2 separate regions of the Homo sapiens genome follow, and region 2 is linked to region 1. A link is a loop called in an ENCODE intact Hi-C map of the cell type or tissue named here. Cell type or tissue: B cell. All regions are shown on one strand.

Region 1 (2,500 bases):
GCTGGAAGATGAAAGCAATGTGGGTGAAGGAATGCAGAGAGCAACCCCAGCTGACAGCCGGCAAGGAAATAGGGCCTCGGTCCCACGGCCAAAAGGAGCTGGATTCTGCCAACACTGGAACGGGCTTTCCCAGGGGGTCCAGACCCGGCCAAGGGTGCCTTGCTTTCGGCCTTGTGCGAGCTTGTGCAGAGAAGCCCGCCACGCCCGCCTGGACTTCCGGCCTACGGAATTATGAGGTCACAGGTGGGTGTTGTTTCAAGTCACTAAGAGTGTGGTGATCGGCTATGGTTGTGATAGAAACCAAATTCAGCCATCCAAACAACCACACCCCATCTGCTGTCAGCTCAACCCCGACTGTGGCCTTGTGCTCCCAGAGAGACTTGACTGGCCTGAGCCAATCATGAAGCCGCCTTCACGAAGCCTCAATCATGAAGCTTCCTTCAGATTGGTTTAGAAACAGGCATGTGATGCAATTCTGGCCAAAGAGAGGTGAGGGGAAGTCTGCCAGGAGGACCCGTGGATATGGCAGTGATGCCTGAGGCCATGGCAGCTCTCTTGCAACCATGAGGGGTCCTTGCTGACAGGCCAAAATGACAAGCTGAGGAAAACAGAGTGGAAGATGAATCAGGTCCTTGAAAACTTTACTGAACTGCCAAGGAACTGCTCTCCCCTGGACTTCTCACATGAGATAATAAATGTCCTTGTGGTTTAAGCCATTCTGAGTTGGGTTTTATGTTCTTGCAGCATAAAGCATCATCACTGATAAACCACTCACAGCACTGCTTGGGAGTGCAATAAGGTTGTACAGATAAAGTCCTTAGTGCAGTGCCTAACACCCAGTGAGTGCTCAAAAATGTTAGCTTTTGTTCCTTAATCAGTTCCGCCCCCTCCTGCCTCAGGCCCTGTACGAGTCAGGGTTTGACCAGAGAAGTGGGGCCAGTGTGTGGAATCCATCTACAGCCATGCCTGCAGCTGTAGCTCTGTCTCCAGGGCTTTATGACAAGCAGGTGGCCTGTGTGATCACGGGGGCTGGCTAAATGAGTCTGGAATCCACAGAAGGGAAGCTGGCAGGCAGGTGGAGCTCACGGGCACGGCTTATGGGCTTCCCCAGAGGCTCTAGACACGGGCGTGCCCATGAGCTCCACCTGCCTGCCAGCTTCCCTTTTGTGGACTTCAGGCTTGCTTAGCCAGCCCCCACAATCACACAGCCCACTTCCTTGTCATAAAGTCCTTCAGAAAGAGCTACAGCTTGTAGGCCTGGCTGTAGATGGATTCCACACCCTTCTGTCCACAGGTGGAACTTCTCTTTCACACAGAAGCCTGTTTGGCTCTTGAAGCCCACCCAGACCAGCCAGGATAATGTCCCTTACCTAAAGTCAACTGATGACAGACTTTAATCCATATGCAGAATACCTGTACAGCAACTGTAGCTTAGTGTTTGACCGGTTAACTTGCTGTAACCAAGGGAGCGGTCAAGGCATCACATCAAAGCCAGGGGGACGCATCAAAAGCCCATTACACCGCCTGGGCTCAGTTTATTCTGGAATAGATGAAAAATGTCACTGCTGTCTTTTTCTCTCTGCTTCCTATGCTCTGAGCCGCTCAGTGACTCAGCAAGTCTCAGGAAGCTGCAGAGCTGACAGGTCCCTCAGAACCCAGCCAGGCTACTTTGGGCCATCAGGCCACGGCCACGCTGCAGCACCTACTCTGGGAGGTCCTGGAGGTTCGCACACAGCGGCTTCCTTTGCTGCATGGCGTTTCCTGAGTGAAGCAGCCTTACAGGAAACAGAGAGCAACATGTGAAAACAAGAGAACAACAGCAGGAAGAACAGCTTGGGGTAGGGGGGCGGGATGCAGCAGAGGAAGGGCGGAAAATAAATCACAAGGGGTGGGGGGACAGTCCTCAGGGGTCCTCTGTGACTCCTCTCTGGTCCCTACCTGAATTCGGGAACCCCCCCAACTTTACTGAGCAGGGGATGGCGGTGGGAAGGGTGCAACAGGAGTGTGCGAGCAGACACGGACACTCAGCTCTCGGGGGCGCCGTGCAGGGTGTCAGCCTGGGCTGGGTGACTTCTAAGGCCCTGCCAGCCCAAGCTGCTGACTTGGTTCTTTAATTCACCGAAGGATGAAGTATTGAGCCAGCCACTGTCCTTAGCAATGGCATGGCCCCTGACCTCACAGAGCTTACCCCGCAACCTCCCCCCCCGAAGGAGCAGACCTCAATGAAGTCATCACAAAAATACATGAAGGACAGAAAAGTCCAGGGGCCGTGAAAGACGTTAGGAAGAGGCTGTAGATGGAGGTGGGGCCTCCCTAAAGAGTTGGGGTCTGGCAAGACCTGAAGGGTGAATGTGGATTGGTCAGGAGTAGGCTTGGGGATGGTGGAGGGAGCCGTATGCCCAAAGGGCCTGAGAAGGGGAGCCCTGGAGGGTCAGTGTGGCTGCAGGAGAGGATGGGAAAGGGCCTGGTCACTCACAGTCATGATGGTCACCAGAGGAGG
Region 2 (2,500 bases), 220 kb before region 1:
ATACGCTTTTTAAGAGGCTGAGGTAGGACGATCATCTGAGCCTGGAAGGTCAAGAGTACAGTGAGCCGTCATCACCCCACTGCACTCCAGCCTGGGTGACAAAGACCCTATCTCAAACAACAACAACAACAATGACAAAAAAAGAAATATGCTTCCTCCTATTTTTCAAGAGATACTTACTGTCTCTGTCTATCTTTCATTTTCCCACTTTATTTTTTTTTTTCTGTCTCTTTTGTAAGAATCAAGATCTTGCTATGTTGCCCAGGCTGGAGTGCTATTAACAGGCACTATCATAGGGCACAGCAGCCTCCAACCCCCAGGCTCAAGGATCCTCCTCTGTAGTAGCTGGGACTATAGGGGTGTACCATTTTCTCACTTTCAACAGTAACATAAACTTAAGAAGTCCTCTCCCTTCTCTTAACTTTACTAGAAGAAAAGCAGTAATGCAAGAGAGATGGTGAATAATATCTGTTAGGCCTCTGGTGGCAGGGATACGATAGAGAGAGGTAGGGACTGAGGCAAATAGGAGAGTGCACACCTCAGGTAACGGGACGGCTGTGAGTCACTGCACCTGGCTGTTGGTATGCAGGAATTCAGGCCCAGAATGGCCAATCTTGAGATTTTTCCAGAGAAACTGGAAATGGAGATTTCAAAAGAAATACTCTGATTTTTAAATTTTTGGCAACAGACTCAACATGTTTTAAAATATTGTGCATGCAGGCCAGGCATGGTGGCTCACACATATAATTCCAGCACTTTGGGAGGCCAAGGCAGGCATATCACTTGAGGTCAGGAGTTCAGAGAACAGCCTGACCAACATGGTGAAACCTTGTCTGCACTCAAAATACAAAAATTAGCCAGGCGTGGTGGCGCATGCCTGTAGTCCCAGCTACTTGGGAGATTGAGGCAGGAGAATCGCTTGAACCTGACAGGCAGAGGTTGCAGTGAGCCAAGACTGCTCTACTGTACTCCAACCTGGGCGACAGAGCGAAACTCTGTCTCAAAAATAATAATAATAATAATTGCGGCCATGTGTGGTGGCTCATGCCTGTAATCCCAGCACTTTGGAGGCCGAGGCAGGCAGATCACAAGGTCAGGAGATGGAGAACATCCTGGCTAACACGGTGAAACCCTGTCTCTACTAAAAATACAAAAAAATTAGCTAGGCGTGGTGGCATGCACCTGCAATCCCAGCTACTCAGGAGGCTGAGGCAGGAGAATTGCTTGAAGCCAGGAGGCGGAGGTTGCAGTGAGCTGAGATCATGCCACTGCACTCCAGCCTGGGCGACAGCGCAAGACTCCGTCTCAAAAAAAAAAAAAAAAGAAAAGAAATTGTGCATGCCAAGATGATGCAGACCAAAGAGAAGGAAAAAAAAAAAAAAAAAAAAAAAGCTTGCTCCAGCCCTGTGATGCTTACAAGTACCACATGGTACCCTCTTCTCTTTTCCTCGGCTTCCGGAGGTCACCTGCCCTGGTTTCTCACTTCCCTTTTTTGCCTGCTGCATCTCACACTGTTTTGCAGGGTCCTTCCTGCTGCCCATTGGATGTTGGCATTTGCTTACGGCTCAGCCCTAGACTTCCTCTTCTCACTCAGCAAGCTTCCCTGGGTGATCTCAATCACTTTCAACCAACCTACCACTGGTGTGCTGATGACACCTAAATCTAGATCCACCACCCAGCCCAGAGCTCCCAACACAGCACAACATAGGAACTGATTTCCTAACTCCACGTTTCCCTAACCAGACTCATCAACCTGTTCCAAGTCCCTGCAGACCAGCTCACCTCTCTCAATGGCACCACTCAGTTGCATAAGCCAGAAATTAGAGCCATCCTTGACATTTTCTTTCCTCTCATTCTCCACATCCAATTCATCCACATCCTTCTTTGTCTCTTCAGCAAATATACATAGAATTCTTCCTGTAGACCAGGCTGCGTATCTGGGGATGAGCAACAAACAGGACCGGGAGTCTCATGCTGTGGGCCAGTAGCTAACATTATGCTCTTTCACTGCAGCAGTCTGGGTTCAATTCCCAGCCAGGAAGTGATTCCTTTAAAAAAATTAAACAAAAATAAAACCAGAAACAAGCCTGTGTGCAGAGCCTCATGCCTGTAATCCCAGCATTTTGGGAGGTTGAGGTGGGTGGATCACCTGAGGTCAGGAGTTCGAGACCAGCCTGGCCAACATGGCAAAACCCCATCTCTACTAAAAATACAAAAATTAGCCAGGCATAGTGGCGTGCGCCTATAGTCCCGGCTACTCGGGAGGCTGAGACAGGAAAATTGCTTGAACCCAGCAGGCAGAGGTTGCAGTTGAGCCGAGATCGTGCCACTGCACTCCAACCTGAGCAACAGAGTAAGACGCCTTCTAAAAAAAAAAAATATATATATATATAATAAAAATAAACAAGTCAGGCAAAATCTCTACCCGCATAATGGCCACAGTCTAGCTGAGGTGATAGTTTTAAACCAGTTTCCTTAGCTTTGGAATTAACTTTAAATA

The links. Peaks named below come from ENCODE experiments on the same cell type or tissue, not always from the same donor. Only the 100,000 strongest peaks of a DNase experiment are listed, where the experiment ranks them.
Region 2: it touches region 1 in a loop (13-fold over the local background); 14 of 110 quality-filtered maps call a loop at or near these places.

What each region holds. Positions count from the first base shown.
Region 1 is chr3:129,015,126-129,017,625 of GRCh38, reverse strand. All of the region lies in intron 2 of EFCC1 (EF-hand and coiled-coil domain containing 1), which reads right to left. It also overlaps a transcript of CFAP92 not described here. Among named protein-coding and RNA genes, the nearest start is that of EFCC1, 15 kb to the right of the region's middle. RefSeq lists a silencer at 360-519 and enhancers at 121-622, 1,300-1,349, 1,370-1,479, 1,193-1,700. In B cell, a CTCF peak has its summit at 1,000; DNase peaks (open chromatin) are centred at 305, 1,085 and 1,715; H3K4me3 peaks cover 1,202 bases; H3K27ac peaks cover 2,040 bases.
Region 2 is chr3:129,232,772-129,235,271 of GRCh38, reverse strand. LOC105374102 (a long non-coding RNA gene) reads right to left here. Exons shown (of 3, transcript XR_924473.3): 2 at 1,783-1,937. Among named protein-coding and RNA genes, the nearest start is that of COPG1, 16 kb to the left of the region's middle. RefSeq lists an enhancer at 1,378-1,497. In B cell, no CTCF peak of the experiment used is centred here; a DNase peak (open chromatin) is centred at 1,511; H3K27ac peaks cover 1,511 bases.